2 separate regions of the Homo sapiens genome follow, and region 1 is linked to region 2. Evidence: chromatin loops called from intact Hi-C (ENCODE). Cell type or tissue: Caco-2. All regions are shown on one strand. Each heading gives the region's core, and the rest is flanking DNA. Links, peaks and the distances in the headings are about the cores only. Region 1 overlaps RSF1 (remodeling and spacing factor 1). Region 2 overlaps RSF1 (remodeling and spacing factor 1).

Region 1 (10,690 bases), core at 3,818-7,817, 72 kb before region 2:
ATATAAATGAGCAAGTACCTAATTTTGGCCAGGGGAAATCATAACATAACTGTAGGCATTATGGAAATTTGAATGGTTGAGTAAAAGTTGGAAAAGCATTCGAGGCAGGGAACGGCATGGGAAAAGACAGAAGTTTCTGATAATGTGGCATGTATGGGAAATTGTAACCTAACTGTATACATTAGGTTTCTGATAAGGTTTGTGGTTGAGGAACTTAAGACCATATGAGAAAATTAGATTGGGAGTTATAAATGATTTGCATGTATTTTTCCCTTCTTTAAAGTAAAAATGTAGCACATTAAATAAAGGTAACATGCCAGTGACTGACAATAAATTCTATAAGGAATTAATTTTCTCTTATTCACTCTATTTCTAGCCTAGTATTTAGCATATAGTAGATACTCAAATGTTAGCTGAATGAATGTGTCATGTATTTCAAAATATTTTTAGATTTTCTCTTCATCCCTTGTTTGCTAGACATTTTTCAGGGTATAACTTTTTTCTTTTGGATATAGCTTGTAAAGATATACATTACTGAATTCTCACCCCCTCCTCCCTTGTTTTTTCACTCATTTAATTTTTGTTTTTTTAATGACTCAGGTGTTTCCTTCTGGGTCCTCCCCATCTTTGGTCTTTCATTTCTTCCTTTCTTTCTTTCTCTTTATTTAGAGAGAGGGTCTTGCTCTATTGCCCAGACTGCAGTGCAGTGGTGCAGTCATAGCTCACTGCAACACAGAACTCCTGGACTCAAGTGATCTTCCTGCCTCAGCCTCCCAAGTAGCTAGCACTACTTGTGCCCCTACACCTGGCTAGTTAAAAAAAAAAAAATCTTTTTTTATAGAGATGGGTGTTGCTATGTAGCCCAGGCTGGGTTTTATAATAGTGCCTGAGATGCCTGAGATGGAAAATCTTTGGATAATCACTCAACTCATTTTTTGGGTTATTTGGTTATACCATGTCTTAACTGCATGAAAAGCATATGTTATTAACCTCTTCTAAGCTTATTACTTTTTATTTGAATCCTCTGAGTATAGTTAAAAATTCAATTTTTTATTTATCTTTCCCAAGACACCATGAGGGAAAAGTCATTATTCCGTTTCTGTTATTTACCTTTTTTTTTTTCTAAGAGCCCCACCCCAGTTTCTCTGAATGGATTTATATGATCTTCACCAGGGGTGACCTGAAATTCTCATTTCTGAAACAATTCTTTTGGGGTGTTGGAAAGGCAGTGGGCACTTTGGGGTGGTGATAGGGAAACCAGTTGGAGGTTGTTATAATATTACATTCCTATTGTGAGAAAGTTGGGGAAGTGGCCATAGGGAGTGAGAGAAAAGGCTAGATCTGAGAAAGAGAAGTTGCAGGTAGAATAGATAAGGACTTAGTTAATGGATTGATGCAAAGTGTTTTGAGTAGGAATAGTATTAATTTCCAGACTTCTGGCTTGGAGAGTGGGTAGTTAGTAGTTCCATTTACTGAGGAGGGAAACAGCTGAAAAGACCCAGCGTTTGTTTATAGGGAAAATATGTGACTTTCTAGTTTTAAACAATCAGAAGTCTGGTAACTTACATATAAGTACTATTTGAAGCACTACCATGTTAATTTCATAGCTTTCTAAAAGCTTACTTGAATAAACAGATTATAGCAATATATCATATTTTGCAATTCTTGTTTTTGTGAATTAAGTTGTTACATACATGTATATATATGCTATATAAACGTTAAGTATGCATTTAACATTTATGCTTTTAAGAAGAATTTTTTTAGAGTGCCTTATTTATGTACTTAAGGTAATTAAAATTAACTTTAATTAACTATCTTGGCATTTGTACCCAATTGTTTTGTCTTATAGGTAAAGTTTTCTTTAGTGAGATAATCTGTCTTTTCTTTTTTTTTCTTTTTTCTTTTTTTGAGATGGAGTCTCGCTTTCTCCCCCAGGCTGGAGTGTAGTGGTGTGATCTTGGCTCATTGCAACCTCTGCCTCCTGGGTTCAAGCAATTCTCCTGCCTCAGCATGCCACCACGCCTGGCTAAGTTTTGTATTTTAGTAGAGACAGGGTTTCACCATGTAGGCCGGGCTGGTCTCGAACTCCTGACCTCAGGTGATCCACCCACCTCAGCCTCCAAAGCATGGGGAGTACAGGCACGAGCCTGTGCCCTGCCAAGACATTCTGTCATTTTTATTTGCAAAAAAAAGGTTGTTGTAATTTTAGAGATTGCTTTTTTCTGCTAGGTACAGAGATTTGATACTTATTGGACATCCTTTTTGTTCCTTTCTCCCCACAAAGAAACAAACGGGAACTTCCAATAACTTGAAATACCACTCTAGATAAATAAACACATGTTTAATATATAGTGTGGATTTAGTTCATTGTAGATGAGAAGTACACATAAGTGATATGTGTGTTTGTGGGGGTTGAAAGTTGGTAAAGAGATTCCTGATTGATCTTGAAAAATTGTCTAGAAGAAATATAATTTGACTTGAATTCCATCTGAGGAACAACTCTTTATCCAGCCTTTTTTGAGACAAGGTCTTGCTCTGTTACCCCGGCTGGAGTATAGTGGTGGAATCACGGCTTACTGCAGCCTTGACCTGAGCTCAAGCTATCCTTCCACCTCAGCCTCTTGAGTAGCTGGGACCACAGGAACGTGTCACCATACTCAGCTAATTTTTTTTTTCTAGAGATGGAGTCTCACTGTGTTTCCCAGGCTGGTCTTAAACTTCTGGGCTCAAGTGATCCACCCACTTTGGCCTCCCAAAGTTCTGGGATTACAGGCGTGAGCCACCGTGGCTGGCTCTCCAACTATTAGACACCATGTGCTTATATAGACCTGTAATATTATTTGAGCTATAAGTAAAGGCTGGTCTCATGCCATTTATTTAGTGAAGGATGGTTCCATCATTTTACAAGGTAGAATGTCACCAACAAGACTGTCCCCATTTCACATGCCAGCTATAGGTGGGGTCCCCATGCTACCTGCCCTTCTACCCGACAGGCTACAAATCTGAGGATTTCCCATAACCCACCTCAGGTTCTGTAATTCACCGGAATGACTCACAGAACTCAAGAAAGTGCTTTATTTACAGTTATGGCTTTATTATAAAGGATACAACATAAGACCAGCCAGATGAAAAGACCCATAGGGCAAGGTCTGGAAGGGTCCTGGATGCAGAGCTTCTGTGCACTCTCCCTGTAGAATCAGGGCATGTCACCTTCCCAGCACATCATTGTGTTCACCAGTCAGGAAACTGCTCAGTATGACAGTTTTTTGTTTCTCTTTTCAGGCAGGGTGTTGCTCTGTTGCCCAGGCTGCAGTACAGTGGTGCAACATGGCCCACTGCAGCCCTGAGCTCCTGGGCTCAAGCGATCCTCCTGCCAAGTAGGGGGGACTACAGGCACATGTTACCATGCCCAGTTAATTTAGTTATATTTTTCTAGAGATGGGGTCTCACTATGTTGCTCAGGCTGATCTTGAATTTCTGGCTTCAAATGATCCTCCTGCCTTGGCCTCCCAAAGCGCTAGGATTATAGGTGTGAGCCACCACACTTGGCCATGCATAACAGCTTTTTTTTGAGATGAAGTCTCACCCTGTTGCACACACTGGAGTGCAGTAGCGTGCTCTTGGCTCACTGCAACCTCCGCCTTCAGGTTTAAGCAATTCTCCTGCCTCAGCCTCCTGTGTACCTGGGATTACAGGTGCGCACCACCATGCCCGGCTAATTTTTGTATTTTTAGTAGAGACAGGGTTTCACCATGTTGGCCAGGCTGGTCTGGAACTCCTGACCTCAAGTGATCCACCCGCCTTGGCCTCCCAAAGTGCTGGGATTACAGGCATGAGCCACTATGCCCAGCCAACATAACAGTTTTTATTAGGGTATTTGTTTTGTGATAGAACTCACTCTTGACTAGGCACAGTGGCTCATGCCTGTAATCCCAGCACTTTGGGAGGCCGAGGTGGGTGAATCGCTTGAGCTCAGGAATTCAAGACTAGCCTGGGCAACATGTTGAAACCTGTCTCTACAAAAAATAAAAAAATTAGCTGGGTTTGGTGACATGCAACTGTAGTCCTGGTTACTTGGGGGACTGAGGCGGGAGGATCACTTGAGCCCAGGAGGTGGAGGCTCCAGTGAGCCATGGTTGTGCCACTGCACTCCAGCCTGGGGAACAAAGTGAGACCCTCTTTCAAAACAAACAACTCACTCTCTAGTTCCTATCCTGTCCCTGGAGGTTGGGCTGAAACTACGTGGCATAAAGCCCCTACCCTCTAATCTCACAATAGGTCCTTCTGGCATGGCTAGCCCCTATCCCGTCCCATTTGTTCATAGTATATAATGTCTTTCATATGTTGCTGAATTCAGTTTGCTAGGTTTTTGTTTGTTTGTTTTTTAGAGATGAGGCCTCACTCTGTCACCCAGGCTGGAGTGAGAGGCACTGGAGAGGCGCTATATATCATAGTTTGCTAGTACATTGTTGAAAGTTTTTTTCTTGTGATATCTTTTAAATGGTTTTGGTGGCTCACTCCTGTAATCCTAGCACTTTGGGAGGCCAAGGCGGATGGATCACCTGAGGTCAGGAGTTCGAGACCAGCCTGGCCAACATGCCAACATGGTGAAACCCTGTCTCTACTAAAAATACAAAATTAGCCAGGCGTGCTGGTGCGTGCCTGTAATCCCAGCTACTTGGGAGGCTGAGGCAGGAGAATCGCTTGAACCCAGGAGGCGGAGATTGCAGTAGGCTGAGATCGCGCCATTGCATTCCAGCCTGAGCAATAAGAGTAAAACTCTGTCTCAAAAAAAAAATTAATTAATTAAATGGTTTCAGTATTAAAGTAAATGAAAATTTGTTCCTTCTATCCACAGAATACTCTGACACCAAATTTGTGGTTTTTCCACACCAAGCAATTTTCCATTTCTCTGCACACACCAAGTGGGTGTATTAAAATTTAATTTGATTCTGACACTTACTACCTAGAGTTACCACAGTCCCACAAATTAAAGACTCAGACCCACAAGACTGCCTTCCCACTTTAGACATCAGTTGCAAGTATTGGGTTCCAAGGGTCCCCACACTTCTGTCTGACTTGACTACAAATTGGGGGTTCTCACAACTTCCTTCTTAGGTTCAATAACCTACTGTATTGGCTCACAAAACTCAGGGAAACACTTTACTTCTGTTTCAGCTTTATTATGGAGGTTATAAACGAGCAGCCAGATGAAGAGGTACGCTGGGTAAACAAGATCTGGAAGAGTCCCAAGTGCAGGCGCTTCTGTCCCCCAGCACATGAATGCATTCACCAACTCAGAAGCTGTCTAAATCCTAGTTTAGGGATTATTATTATTATTATTTTATAGAAATGGGGTCTCTCTCTGTTGCCCAGGCTGTTCTTGCATTCCTAGGCTCAAGCGGTCCTCCTGCCTCAGCCTCCCAAAGTACTGGGATTACAGTCATGAGCTACCATGCCCAGCCAGTTTAGGGATTTTTTTTTAATGGAGGTTTCATCATGTAGGCATGATTGATTGTTAACCCAGTCTCCAGACTCTCTTCGCTCTCTGGAGGAAGTGGATGGGGCTGAAAGTTCCAGGCTCTAGGCATGTAATCATGGCTTGGTCTTCCTGGTGACCAGTTCTCATTCTGAAGATTCCAGGAGCCCACCAAGAGTTGCCTCATTAGAACAAAAGAGGCTTCTATCACCCAGGAAATTCCACGGGATTTAAGAGCTCTGTGTAGACACGCATGTTACCCCATTGCTCAGGAAATTGCAAGGAATTTAGGAGCTCTGTGTCAGGAACCAGGTCCAAAGAGCACATATTAGAACAAAAGATGCTGCTAGTGCCCTATCACTCAGGAATTTACAAGGATTTTAGGAGCTCTGTGTCAGGAACTGTGGAGCAAAGATCGAATATGTATTTCTTCTTTTTTTGAGACGGAGTCTTGCTCTGTTTTGCCCAGGCTGGAGTGCAGTGGCAAGCTCTCAGCTTATTGCAGCCTCCGCCTCCTGGGTTCAAGTGATTCTCCTGTCTCAAACTCCCGAGTAGCTGGGACTACAGGCATGTGCCACCACACCCGGCTACTTTTGTATCTTTAGTAGAGTTGGGGTTTCACCATGTTGACCAGGCTGGTCTCAAAACTCCTGACCTCAGGTGATCCAGCCACCTTGGTGTCCCAAAGTGCTGGGATTACAGGTGGAAGCCACTGAGCCCAGCCCCAACCATGTATTCTTATATATACAAGGTAATCCTGGCCTTATAAAATGAATTGGGAAGTGTGGGAAGTGTTCTATCCTCTTCTGTGTTTTGGAGGAGTTTGAGAAGGATTGGAATTAATTCTTTTTTTTTTTGAGAGAGAGAGAGAAGGCCTGGCTCTGTTACCCAGGTTGGAGTGCGATAGTGCGATTATGGCTCACTGCCACCTTGACCTAGTGGGCTTAAGCAGTCCTCTTGCCTCAGCTTCCTGAGAACTTAGGGTGCACCATCACACTCAGCTAATTGAAGAGACAGAGTCTCACTGTAGCCCAAGCTGGAGTGCAGTGGTGCAATCATACCTCCCTTCAGCCTTGAAGTCTTGGGCTCAAGCTGTCTTCCCATCTCAGCCTGTTGTGTAGCTGGGAGTACAGGTGTTTGCCACCAAGCCTAGCTAATTTTGAGTGTTTTGTAGAGATAGTGTCTTGCTGTGTTGCCCAGGCTGGTCTCATACTCTTGACCTCAAGTGATCCTCTCCCTTCCAAAGTGCTGAGATGACAGGCATGTGCTGCCACACCCAGCTGGTGTTAATTCTTTTATAAATGTTTGGTAGAATTAGTGAAGCCATCTGGTACTGGGCTTTCTTTGTGGAAAATACTTTTTTCTTTTCTTTTTTTTTGAGACAGGTTCTTGTTTTGTTGCCCAGGCTGCAGTGCAGTGGTGTGATCTCAGCTCACTGCAACCTCTGCCTCCCGGGTTCAAATGATTCTCCTGCCTCAGCCTCCCGCAAAGCTGGGATTACAGGTGTGTGCCAATACACCTGGCTAAGTTTTGTATTTTTAGTAGAGGCGGGGTTTCACCATGTTGGTCAGGCTGGTCTCCAACTCCTGACCTCAAGTGATCCACCCACATCGGCCTCCCAAAGTGCTGGGATTACAGGTATGAGCCACTACGCCCTACCACAGCCAAATTTTTCCTAAACTTTATTTTTATTTATTTATTTATTTTTAGAGAATAGGGTCTTGCCACGTCACCCAGGTTGGATGGAGTGCAGTGGCTATTCACGGGAGCAATCGTAGGGCACTTTGGCCTTAAATTCCTGATCTAAAGTGATCCTCACACATTAGCCTCCCACGTAGCTGCAGTGCTTTGTGGGAAAGCTGATTTGTGACTCAGTCTCTTTACTCTGTACAGGGATATTCACATTTTCTGTTTCCTCTTGAGTACATTTTGGTAGTTTGTTTCAGTGAAGTTGATAATTTCATCCAGGTTATCTAATTTGTTGGCATGCAATTTTCATAGTATTCTTTTATAATCTTTTTATTTATGTAAGGTTGTTAGTACTATCCCTGCTTGCATTTCTGACTTGGGAAACTTGAGTCTTCTATTTTTCTTCATCAGTCTAGTTAAAGGTTTATCAATTTTATTAATCTTTTCAAACAACCAGCTTTTCTTTTCTTTGAGTGTGATTCCATTTACATGACAAATTCAGAATAGGCAAATTCATAGAGACAGGAAATAAATTAATGGCTGCCCGAGATTGGGGTGGTGAAATTTGAAAGGACAAGATTTCCTTCTGGGTTAATGGAAATATTTTGTAATTATGTAGTGGTGATGGTTACACAATATTGTCTATTCATATCCTTTGCTTTTTTTTTTTTTTTTTGGAGACAGGGTCTCACTCTGTCACCCAGGCTGAAGTGCATAGACAAGATTATGGCTCACTGCAGCCTCGACCTCTCCTGATCTCAAGCGATCCTTTCACTTCCTGAGTAGCTGGGGCTATAGGCACATGCCACCACACCTGGCTAATTTTTGTATTTTTTATAGAGATGGAGTTTTGCCATGTTGCAAGCTGGTCTCAGATTCCTGGGCTCCAGTGATCCTCCCGCCTCATATTCCCAAAGTGCTTGGATTACAAGCGTGAGCCACTGCACCCTGCCTACCCATTTTCTAATGGAATTTATTTTTAGTCTTTATTATTATTATTTTTTTACTATTTAGTTTGAGTTTCTTGTATATTCTAGATATCATTCCTCTGTCATATGAGCAGTTTGTAAATATTTTCCCCCATTCAAGAGGTTGTGTCTTCACACTGTTGACTGCTTATTTTTCTGCGTGTAGCTTTTTAATTTAATATAGTCCCATTTGTTTATTTTTGTTTTTGTTCAAGGCTTTTGGGCTCTTTTTTTTCTTTTTTTTTTTTAATTATACTTTAAGTTTTGGGGTACATATGCAGAACGTGCAGTTTCATTACATAGGTATACACGTGCCATCAACCCGTCACCTACATTAGGTATGTCTCCTAATGTTATCCCTCCCCTATCCCCCCACCTCCCGACAAGCCCTGTTGTGTGATGTTTGCCTCCCTGTGTCCATGTGTTCATTGTTCAACTCCCACTTCTGAGTGAGAATGTGTGGTGTTTGGTTTTCTGTTCTTGTGATAGTTTGCTGAGAGTGATAGTTTCCAGCTTCATCCATGTCCCTGCAAAAGACATGAACTCATCCTTTTTTATGGCTATATAGTATTCCATGGTGTATATGTGCCTTTTTTTTTTTTTTTTTTTTTTTTTTTTTTTTTTTTTTTTTAAGATGGAGTCTCGTTCCTGTCATGCAGACTAGAGTGCAGTGGCATGATCTCGGCTCACTGCAACCTCCACCTCCCAGGTTCAAGCAATTCTCCTTCCTCAGCCTTCCAAGGAGCTGGGATTATAGGCGTGTGTGTGCCTGGCTAAATTTTGTATTTTTAGTAGAGACGGGGTTTCACCAAGTTGGCCAGGCTGATCTCGAGCTCCTGACGTCAGTTGATCCACCCACCTTGGCCTCCCAAAGTGCTAGGATTACAGGCATGAGCCACTGCTTCCGGCCTGTGTGCCACATTTTCTTTATCCAGCCTATCATTGATGGACATTTGGGTTGGTTCCAAGTGTTTGTATTGTGATTTATGCTGCAGTAAACATACGTGTTCATGTGTCTTTATAGTAGAATGATTTATAATCCTTTGGGTATGTACCCCAGTAATGGGATCGCTGGGTCAAATGGTATTTCTAGTTCTAGACCCTTAAGGAATCGCCACACTGTCTTCCACAATGTTTGAACTAATTTACACTCCCACCAACAGTGTAAAAGCATTCCTATTTTCTCCACATCCTCTCCAGCATCTGTTGTTTCCTGACTTTTTAATGATTGCCATTCTAACTGGCGTGAGATGGTATCTCATTGTGGTTTTGATTTGCATTTGCCTAATGACCAGTGATGATGAGAATTTTTTCATGTCTGTGGCTGCATAAATGTCTTCTTTTGAGAAGTGTCTGTTCATATCCCTTGCCCACTTTTTGATGGGGTTGTTTTTTTCTTGTAAATTTGTTTAAGTTTGTTGTAGATTCTGGATATTAGCCGTTTGTCAGATGGATAGATTGCAAAAATTTTTTCTCATTCTATGGGTTGCCTGTTCACTCTGATGATAGTTTCTTTTGCTGTGAAGAAGCTCTTTAGTTTAATTAGATTCCGTTTGTCAATTTTGGCTTTTGTTGCCATTGCTTTTAGTGTTTTAGACATGAAGTCTTTGCCCATGCCTATGTCCTGGATGGTATTGGCCAGATTTTCTTCTAGGATTTTTATGGTCCTAGGTCTCACATTTAAGTCTTTGATCCATCTTGAGTTGATTTTTGTGTAAGGTTTAAGGAAGGAGTCCAGTTTCAGTTTTCTGCATATGGCTAGCCAGTTTTCCCAACACCGTTTATTAAATAGGGGATCTTTTCCCCATTACTTGTTTGTGTCAGGTTTGTCAAAAATCATATGGTTGTAGATGTGTGGTGTTATTTCTGAGGCCTCTGTTTTGCTCCATTGGACTATATATCTGTTTTGGTACCAGTACCAATGCTGTTGTGGTTACTCTAGCCTTGTAGTATAGTTAGAAGTCAGGTAGCTTGATGCCTCCAGCTTTGTTCTTCTTGCCCAGGATTGTCTTGGCTATGCAGGCTCTTTTTTGGTTCCATATGAAGTTTAAATTAGTTTTTTTCCAATTCTGTGAAGAAAGTCAGCGGTAGCTTGATGGGGATAGCATTGAATCTATAAATTACTTTTGGCAGTATGGCCATTTTCACGGTATTGATTCTTCCTATCCATGAGCATAGAATGTTTTTCCATTTGTTTGTGTCCTCTCTTATTGCCTTGAGCAGTAGTTTGTAGTTCTCCTTGAAGAGGTCCTTCACATCCTTTGTAACTTGGATTCTTAGGTATTTTATTCTCTTTGTAGCAATTTTGAATGGGAGTTCACTCATGATTTGGCTCTCAGTTTGTCTGTTATTGGTGTATAGGAATGCTTGTGATTTTTGCACATTGATTTTATAGCCTGAGACTTTGTCGAAGTTGCTTATTAGCTTAAGGAGATTTTGGATTGAGACGATGGGATTTTCTAAATGTATAATCATGTTATTTGCAAACAGAGACAATTTGACTTCTTCTCTTCCTATCTGAATACCCTTTCTTTCTTTCTGTTGCCTGATTGCC
Region 2 (10,690 bases), core at 3,477-7,476:
TTTGGAAAAAAATGTGAATCAGTCACTACTGGAACTGCACAAATTGGCCACTGACAAAAATGACCCCCATTTGTGTGACTTCATTGAGACACATTACCTGAATGAGCAGGTGAAAGCCATCAAAGAATTGGATGACCATGTGACCAACTTGCACAAGATGGGAGCACTCGAATCTGGCTTGGCAGAATATCTCTTTGACAAGCACACCCTGGGAGACAGTGATAATGAAAGCTAAGCCTCGGCTAATTTCCCCGTAGCCGTGGGGTGACTTCCCTGGTCACCAAGGCAGTGCATGCATGTTGGGGTTTCCTTTACCTTTTCTATAAGTTGTACCAAAACATCCACCTAAGTTCTTTGATTTGTGCCATTCCTTCAGATGAAGAAATTTGGTACCCCCCCCCAAAAAAAGTAATAATAATAATATAAATATATGTATTAGATGAATAGATAGGAAGCAATTAACTTATATATAATTATACTTTAAGTTGAAACAAGATTTAGTATGTGATTTACAAAACAATAGAAGTAGTTAAGTTTCATTAAACCATATGAAATTGTTAACATTTGAACATTTTGACCTATAAAAATGGTGATTTCATATGGCTCAATCAAGTATTATAACAGGTTTCAATAGCAAAAATGTTTAAGCTCCAGCCAGTGTCCTACTTATTCCAGTTAATGTTTAAAACAGAATTGCCACAAAAGCATTATTTCATCTTTAGGCCTCAATGAAAGAAGATAAAAGTACAGAAAAAAAAATTTTACATCTAATCAAATATGATGTAATAAGTGATTTTATTCACTCCATGGGGTATGTCAATAGAATTTGTTTAGGAATGAAAAAGATGGGCTCAGCATGATGGCTCACACCTATAACCTCAGCACTTTGGGAGGCCCAGGTGAGCAGTTTGCTTGAACCCAGCAGTTGGAGACCTGCCTAGGCAACTTGATGAAACCCTGTCTCTACAACAAATACAAAAATCAGCAAGGTGTGGTGGCACTTGCCTGTAGTCTCAGTGACTTGAGAGGCTGAGGTGGGAGGATTGCTTGAGCACAGGAGCTTGAGGCTGCAGTGAACTGTGATTGTACCACTGCACTCTAGCCTGGGCAACAGAGTGAGACCCTGTGTCTCAAAAAAAAAAAAAAAAAAAATCAAAGATGTAAACATAACAAGGTGGTAGTGTTTGGTTATTAATGATTAGAGAATTTTAGCAAATAAAGACCATAGACCAGATTCCATCACAAGCTTCTTCAGGATCTTAGTGGGACTACAGAAAGTACTTTTGTACCAAGTATACTAAGGAAGATAAAGTTATATGCAGACTATTAAGCAGTTACTTCATAAAGAATATATATATATATAGCCAGTATTCATATGAAAAAGTGCTTAGCATCATTATTCATTGTAGAATTTCCAATTAAAACCACAATGAGGTATTACCTTACTTCCATTAGAATTAGTAAAACGAAAATGGCTTACAGCACCAAATGTTAACAAGGATATGAACCAACTGAAACACCTTCTTGTATATGTAAAATGATACAACCACTTTGGGAAAGTTTTGCAGTTTCTTCAAATGTTAACAAACTATTATCCCATAACCTATAAATTTCATTTCTGGGTATTTATATTAGAGAAATGAAAACATGTTTACAAAAAGCCTTGTATAAGAATGTTCATAGCATCTTTATTCTTAACATTACTCATACAATGAATTATTACTAAGCAATAAAAAGGGATGACCTATGAAACTATATGGATTTGTCTCAAAATTCCTTGTATGTGAAAGAAGCACATACTGTTTGATTCCATTTGTGATAAGTTCTAGAATTAATAAAATTAAAAATCTATTGTATTAGTCCGTTTTCATGCTGCTGATAAAGACATACCCAAGACTGGGCAATTTGCAAAAGAAAGAGGTTTAATTGGACTTACAGTTCCATGTGGCTGGGCAGGCCTCAGAATTATGGCAGAAGGCAAGAAGGAGCAAGTCATGCCTTTCATTGATGGCGGCAGGCAAAGAAGGAGCTTGTGCAGGGAACTCCTGTTTTTAAAACCATCAGATCTCGTGAGACTCATTCACTCACAGGAAATGAACCTGCACCCTTAATTCAATCGCCTTCCACCGGATTCCTCCCACAGCAGATGGGAATTGTGGCAGTTACAATTTAAGATGAGAATTGGGTGGGGACAGAGCCAAACCATATTTTTCTGCCCCGGCCCCTCCTAAATCTCATGTCCTCATAGTTCAAAACCAATCATGCCTTCCCAACAGTCCCCCAAAGTATTGACTCATTTCAGCATTAACTCAAAAGTCCACAGTCCAACATCTCATCTGAGACAAGGCAAGTCCCTTCTTCCTGTGAGACTGTAAAATCAAAAGCAAGTTAATTGCTTCCTAGATACAATGGGGGTACAGGCATTGGGTAAACACAGCCATTCCAAATGAGATAAGTTGGCCAAAACAAAGGGGCTGTAGGCCCCATGCAAGTCCGAAATCCAGCAGGGCAGTCATATCTTAAAGCCCCAAAATCATCTCTTTTGACTGTCTCACATCTGGGTCATGCTGATGCAAGTGGTGGGTTCCCATGGTCTTGGGCAGCTGCGCCCCTGTACAGCCTCCCTCCTGGCTGTTTTCATGGGCTGGCCTTGAGTATCTGCGGCTTTTCCAAGCACACGGTGCAAGCTATCAGTGGATCTACCATTCTGGGGTCTAGAGGACAGTGGTCCTCTTCTCACAGCTCCACTAGGTGGTGCCCCAGTAGGGACTCTGTGTGGCTCTGATCCCACATTTCCCTTCCACACTGCCCTAGCAGAGGTTCTCCATGAGGGCCCCCAACCCCTGCAGGAAACTTCTGCCTGGGCATCCAGGTGTTTCCATACATCTTCTGAAATCTAGGCAGAGGTTCCCAAACTCCAGTTCTTCTGTGCATTCACAGGTTCAGCACCACATGGAAGCTGCCAAAGCTTGGGACTTGCACCCTCTGAAGCCACAGCCTGAGCTCTGCATTGGCAGCTTTCAGCCATGACTGGAGTGGCTGAGATGCAGGGCACCAAGTCCCTAGGCTGCACACAGCACATGGACCCTGGGCCTGATCCATGAAACCATGTTTTCCTCCTAGGCCTCCAGGCCTGTGATAGGAGGGGCTGCCGTGAAGACCTCTGACATGCCTGGAGACATTTTCCCCATTGTCTCAGGGATAACATTTGGCTTCTTGTTTCTTATGCAAATTTCTGAAGCCAGCTTGAATTTCTCCTCAGAAAATGGGATTTTCTTTTCTGTCACATTGCCAGGCTGCAAATTTTCTAAACTTTTATACTCTGCTTCCCTTATAAAACTGAATGACTTTAACAGCACTCAGGTCACCTCTTGAATGCTTTGCTGCTTAGAAATTTCTTCCTCCACATACCCTAAATCATCTCCTTCATGTTCAAAGTTCCACAAATCTCTAGGGCAGGGGAAAAGGCCACCAGTCTCTGCTAAAACGTAACAAAACTCACCCTTACTCCTGTTGGGGAACAAGTTCCTCATCTCATTCTGAGACTACCTCAGCCTGGGCCTTATTGTTCATATTGCTGTCAGCATTTTTGTCAAAACCATTCAACAAGTCTCTAGGAAGTTCCAAACTTTCCCACATTTTCATATCTTCTTCTGAGCCCTCCAAACTCTTCCAACCTCTGCCTTTTACCCATTTTTTAAGCCACTTCCACATTTTCAGGTACCTTTTCAGCAACGCCCCACTCCTGATACCAATTTACTATATTAGTCCGTTTTCATGCTGCTGATAAAGACAAGACTTGGCAATTTACAAAAGAAAGAGGTTAATTGGACTCACAGTTCCACATGGCTGGGGAGGCATCAAAATCATGGCAGAAGGCAAGGAGGAGCAAGTCATGTCTTACATCAATGGCGGCAGGAAAAGAAAGCTTGTGCAGGAAACTCCTGTTTTCAAAACCATCAGATCTCGTGAGACTCATTCACTATCACGAGAACAGAACAGGAAAGACACATCCCATAATTCAATCACCTCCCACTGGGTTCCTCCCACAACACGTGGGAATTGTGGGAGTTACAATTCAAGATGAGATTTGGGTGGAGACACAGCCAAACTGTATCATCTATGGTTATCATAATAAAAACTGTGATTCTTCTTGCTTTGGTGGGGAAAAGGAATTGAGTAGGAAAGGACAGGAGGGAATTTTTGTGGGAATAGTGATATTCCTTATGTTGATTATGGTGTAGATTACACAATGTATGCATTTGTCAGAACTGATGAACTGAGTGCTTAAAATATGTTTATTTTACAGTATGTGAATTATACCTCGTTAAAAATATTTTCAAAATTGATAATGGTTTGACAGTCATTTTCAGAAAGTTGAATTTGAAATAGTATATACAGTTTTCATGTACCCATAATTACAAACTGTATGAATGCATTTCTAAACCATATATATATATCTAAAACCTGCTAATATAGCACAGTGATTAAGAAGGGCTCTAAAGTCAGACTTCAAAATTCAGTCTTGCTAAATTGTACTAACTTACCTTAGGCAAATTACCATACCTCTCTATGTGTCCTCAGTTTCCTCAGTCATAAAATGGGAATAATTTAATACCTACTTAATTGGGTTATATTGGAATTATATGAACTAATTAATATAAAACTCTTGGAATAATTAATGCTTGGAACATAGTGCTCATTCACTAATGTTAACATCTTAGATTAATAGTACTGCTATTGATATTACTAATTAATGCCTCTTCAGTTTTCTTGGCCTCCACAATTTTTTTTTTTTTTTTTTTTTTTTTTTTGCCTACTGAATAATTTGGCATTTATACCAAAAAGTTGGAATATTGTTTCTCAACTCTGGAATCATATATTTAAAATATTTACAAAAGGCTTGTTATATTTATACTGTTTTATGCTCTGTAGATGTGAAGACCTGGTCCCATTTGTTAAGGAGTTTTTGTTATGGGAGAAAGGTACAGGGAGATATTACATAATACAGAGTCACAAAGTCTGTGATGGAGATTATCAAGGGTGCTGTGGAAGAACCAGATACTTGGCTCATACTTGGCAGAAGATAATGCCTATACTTGACTTTTTTTTTTTTGTGGGGTTGGGGTTCAGGGGCGTCTGTTTATTTTTGTTATTTTTTTTTTCTTCATTGCTTCTGAAATGTTTAGCACCTACCACTAATTCAAACTCTGAACAACTCCTAGGCTGGGAGAAATCATATTTCACAATAATAATGGTTAGGATGACGTGTTCCATTTCATTGAAGTCTAGATTAACTTAAGGTACATATAGGAAAATATAACAGTTTAGAATCTGGTTAAGTCAAAGTCAGTAACCAGTCTGCCCAAAACTAAACTTTGAACCTTTCTACCCTAATCTGAACGTCCCATCTCTGTTAATAGCAGCTACATCCTTTCCTTGGCTCAACCCTATGGAATGTGTCAATAGAATTTCTTTAGGAATGAAAAAGATAAGCAGAGATGTAAATATAATAACCAAGTGTTAGTGTTTGGTTATTAATGATGAGAGAAATTTAGCAAATAGAGACCTTATACCAGATTCCATCAGGTGCTTCTTCAGGAACAGAGTGGGACTACAGAGAGTGCTTTTATACCAAGTGTAAACCCTAAGGCCCAAAACCTTGGAGCACATCCGTAACTGCTTTTTCTCTCACTCCACATCTACCCTAACAGCAAATCCAATCAGCTCTTCATGCATGATTGTATCTAGAATTTGATCACTTCTCCTTCATAGCTGCATTCTTGTCCAAGCCACCATCTCTTTTTTGTAAAATATATATAATTGAGCAGTTTTTTTTTTTTACAAGTTATGCATCTGGTACCACTATCTAACACCGGGATATTTTTCTCACCCTAAAAAGAAAACCCTGTACCCATTAGCAGTTATTCTTCATTCTCCCTTTTCCTAGCCCTTAACAACCACCAATCTTTCTGTGTCTATAATTTGTCTATTCTCAACATTTTGTATACATAGAATTATATAATAAGTGACTTTCTGTGTGTGGCCTCTTTCTTTCCCTTTCCTTTCCTTCCCTTCCCTTCTCCCGTCTCCCTTCTCCCTTCCCTTCCCTTCCCTTTTTCCTTCCCTTCCCTTTCCTCTTCCTTTTCCCCTTCCCTTTCCTCTTCCCTTTCCCCTTTCCTTTCCCCTTTCCTTTCCTTTCCTTTCCTGTTTCTCCATGTTGGTCAGGCTGGTCTCCATCTCCCGACCTCAGGTGATCTGCCTGCCTCGCCCTCCAAAGTGCTGGGATTACAGGTGTGAGCCACCACGCCCAGCCATTTGTGGCCACTTTCAAGTAGAGTAATCTTTACAAAGTTTATCCGTGTAATATAAATCAGAACTTTATTCCTTTTTATGGCTGAGTAGTATTTCCATATGTAGATATACTAGATTTTGTTTATTCATTCTATACTTGTCTTTGAGAGAGTAATTGGAATTAGCCATGGGGAACACATTCCAGGCTAAGAGAGCAGAAGTGCAGTCAGTCACCCGATATCCTAAGAAAGCCTGGTATTTTGGAGGGATATATCTGATTTAACATACCTGAAAGAAGAAATGGTTTGGAGAACAGAGAACAAGTGAGGGAGGGGTAGCAAAACAACTGGATTGTTGTTAGGGTCCATAGTCTAAAATATTCTGTACATAGTGTTAAGAAATTTGGATGTGATTTGAGGGAATTCATAAAAATTTCCTCTGACTAACTCAGATTTAGGATTTTTTAAATTGTTCAAAAATAGGAAAAACCCAAAGATGGGTAGTTTTGTTTTCATATAATAACGACTACCTTAGGCTTGTGTTTAAACACATTAAACAGATTAAAAGCCTTTTAGGGAGTTGTTCTTTAATAAATTTTAATGCTAAATTCCCTTTTTGCTTAAAGTAGTGGAAGTAGGCTGGGTGCAGTGGCTCACGCTTGTAATCCCAACAGTTTGGGAGGCCAAGGCAGGCAGATCACTTGAGGTCAGGAGTTCGAGACTAGCCTGACCAACATGGTGAAACCTCATCTCTACTAAAATTACAAAAGAAATTAGCCAGGCGTGGTGATGGGTGCCTGTAATCCCAGCTACTCGGGAGTCTGAGGCAGGAAAATCGCTTGAACCCAGGAGGAGGAGGTTGCAGTGAGCCAAGATCCTGCCATTGCACTCCAGCCTGGGTGACAAGAGTGAAACTCCATCTCAAAAAAAAAAAAAAAAAAAAGTAGTGGAAGTAATTGAAATAGATTTTCCTAGCAATATTAGCTCTCTTACGTTTTGAAGCTTTTTAAAATTGTTATGGTGCATAACTTCAGTATACTCTTCAGTTCCCACCATGACTTTCAGAAATAAATAGATCGAGCCATTCGTTGCATATGGAATTCTCTTTTTCCTTTTTTTAACATATGGAATTCTCAATGGAATATGAGTAGTAATAAAGCATAGATCCTTAAGTTAGAAGCAGGTTGTAATGAAATTAGGGGACTGGATCTTTGCCAAAAATAAATAAAGTCTCTGAGTCTTAATTTTCCTTCCTGTAAAATGGAGGCAGGACCAGACAAGACTTTGAGAAAACATCTAGTCTTACCTTTTGATATTAGATAATTAAAATTCTAGACTGGTTATTATATATGCTCATATGATATGTATGAACATGTATGTTTTATTCTCATGTATAATTGATTGTCATTTTAATTTCTGATTTTTATCAGTGGCAATTTTACTGCTTTATTTAGAAGACCAATTTAGTAATACTCAAGAGAATCTGTTCTTTTATTTTATAAATAAGAAAGCTGAGGCCTAATGAGGATATACAACTTGTCCAGGGGCTCTTTGGAATGCAGAGTTCCTACTCTAAAGCAGTAGAATCTAGCTGGCATGGAATTGGAAAGGGAAAGGAGGGTAGGAGCCATATGTGACATGACAGATAAGAAAACGAGTCATTTCATCTTAACAGTTTTCACTTTGAATCAGGGGTATTTACATCGCACATTGAGAACACAGATGGGAGGATCTTGGTGCTAATTAATAATCTAGTGGCATATCTAGAACTCAGTTTCCCAACTCTTAGTCCAGGGCCTGCTTTTTATCTTCAGCATTATGCACTGTCTGACAGCATTTCTTGCTTGTCTGAGCAAGAAAAATATCCAAGTGAGTTTTCTCAGTTGTAAGTGGCATTTAAATTAACCATACCACACCTTTGTTTTTGCTAGTAAAAATATAGGATTTTATTTGCCAGATACAGGGATATACAACTGTAGTCCTAGCTACTTGGGAGGCTGAGGTAGGAGGGTCTTGAGCCTGGGAATTTGAGGTTACCGTGAGCCGTGATCAGGTCACTGCATTCCAGCCTGGATGACAAAGTGAGACCATGTCTCTTTTTTAAGTAGAATTTATAGGTTAGACTTTTATTTATTTGGAATTTTCTGGTATTGTGGAATCAGTTATAAACCATTATTAACAAAATAAAATCAGCTACCAAAATTTTTTATGTTTTTAAATTGTGTTATTGGAACTGATGTTTTGCTGTAATCAGAAAGTTCTGGATCTTAATTTTGTAGCAGTGTCAAATGCTATTATCTCTGAAGGTAGAAAAGAATTATTTCCAAATGAATCAAGAACAAAACAAAAAAATACTTTTGCAATCAAGTTTTACATTGATTTCATCTCCTTAGAGATTACATACTATTTTTAAAGTTATCAAACGTTGATTTTTGTGTAATTTTGTTCCTACTTTTCTTTTCAACCCAAGAGATATTCATTGTCATTCCAATCAGTAGAGAGGAAAATCTAATATTCTTCTCTGAAGAACAGTATATTTTAATGTGTTTTTCTTAGTGCTTTTAAAATTCAGGGTTAATTAGGGCTAGCTGTACCAGTGTTTTTGATGTTCTTAATGTATTTTTCTTTTTTTATTTTAATTTCTATTGGTATTATTCAGAAAGTTCTCTAGAACAGGAAAAAGGTTTTTATGCTGTCTTATTTTTTTCCTTGTTTAGAAATCGAAACGAGTTGGCTGAGACTCTTGCACTCCTGAAAGCACAAATTGATCCTGTACTATTGAAAAACTCTAGCCAACAAGACAACTCTTCTCGGGAAAGTCCCAGCTTAGAGGATGAGGAGACTAAAAAAGAGGAAGAAACACCTAAACAAGGTTTTTTTTTGTGTGTTTTGTTTTGCTTTGTTTTGTAATCTCTTCCATATTCTTCCACTCCTCTTCCCAACTATATAATTCTGAATTTCTATCTCAATTTGAATTGGGAGCCTTCTTATAAAAGGAGGTTGATTTTTCCTTAATTTAAAGAAAATGAGGCCAAAAATATTAAATATGTTGCTCTTTTATGTAGAACATTTAAAAATATCTTAGTAAAAAATGTTCAGATCATCAAAACATAATATTTTTTACTAAGGAATGTGAAGACATTTAATGAACTTTTTTATTGTGGCAAAATATAACATAAAATTTACCATTTTAACCATTTTTAACCATACAGTTCTGTGGCATTAAGTACATTCATATTGTTGTGATGCACCCATCACCACCATCCATCTCCAGAACTTTTTTGATCTTTCTCAGTTAAAGCTCTGTATGTTTTAAACACTAAACTCTGCATTTTTCCTTCCCCTCAGCCCCTGGCATCTCTCATTCTGCTATCTGTCTCTTATGAATTTGATCATTCATATCCGAGGAATCATAATGCTTGCACTTTTGTGACAGGCTTATTTCACATAGCATAGTGTCTTCAAAGTTCATCCATGTTACAGGGGTCCCCAACCCCCAGGCCAAGGAGTAGTACCAGTCTGTAACCTGTTAGGAACCAGATTGCACAGCAGGAGGTGAGCAGGGACGAGTGAGCATTACCACTCCAGTGAGCATTACCGCCCAAGCTCCACCTCCTGTCAGATCAATGGCGGTGTTAAATTCTCATGGGAGCACAAACCCTATTGTGAACCACTTATGCAAGGGATCTAGGTTGCACACTCCTCATGAGAATCTACTGCTTGATGATCTGAGGTGGAACAGTTTCATCCCAAAACCATCCCCCCAGCCCACCTCCTATAGAAAAATTGTCTTCCACGAAACTGTTTCCTGGTGCCAAAAGGTTGGGAACCACTGTTGTAGTGTATGTCAGAATTTTCTTCCTTTTAATAATAATAAGTTATTGAATAATTGTCCATTGTATGTATATACCACATTTTGTTTATCAATTCATCCATCAGTGGGCACTTGAATTTCTTCCACCTTTTGGACGTTGTGAATAATGCTGCCATGAACTGGGTGTACAGATATCTCTTGAGTCCCTGCTTTCCCTTCTTTTAATCCAGAAGTGGAATTGCTGGATCATATATGGTAATTCTGTGTTTAATTTTTTGAGGAAGCACATACTGTTTTCCACAGCAGTTGCATCATTTTACATTCCTTCCAGTAGTGCCCAAGGACTCTAGTTGCTTCCCATCCTCACCAACACTTGTTTCTGTTTGTTTTTTTATAACAGCATCTCATTGTAATTATTAGTTCCTAATGACAAGTGATGTTAAGCATCTATCTTTTCAAGTGTTTATTGGCCATTTGTATATCTTCTTTGGAAAAATGTTTATTCAAGTTTTTTGTCCATTTTTTCTTTGGGTTGTTTATTTTTTTGTTATGCTTTGAAAACTCTTAAGTCTATGATAATTGT

Evidence for each region. A loop is a pair of places that touch in the nucleus more often than their neighbours do. Peaks named below come from ENCODE experiments on the same cell type or tissue, not always from the same donor. Only the 100,000 strongest peaks of a DNase experiment are listed, where the experiment ranks them.
Region 1: a loop joins it to region 2, with 6 times the contacts of the local background. A loop is called at or near these places in 3 of 110 quality-filtered maps.

Annotation. Positions count from the first base shown.
Region 1 is chr11:77,796,659-77,807,348 of GRCh38, reverse strand. All of the region lies in intron 1 of RSF1 (remodeling and spacing factor 1), which reads left to right. Among named protein-coding and RNA genes, the nearest start is that of RSF1, 19 kb to the left of the region's middle. In Caco-2, for the core only: no CTCF peak of the experiment used is centred there; DNase peaks (open chromatin) are centred at 5,688 and 6,515.
Region 2 is chr11:77,724,020-77,734,709 of GRCh38, reverse strand. It overlaps RSF1 (remodeling and spacing factor 1), which reads left to right. Exons shown (of 16, transcript NM_016578.4): 5 at 9,011-9,165. It also overlaps the pseudogene FTH1P16. Among named protein-coding and RNA genes, the nearest start is that of RSF1-IT1, 10 kb to the left of the region's middle. In Caco-2, for the core only: no CTCF peak of the experiment used is centred there; no DNase peak of the experiment used is centred there.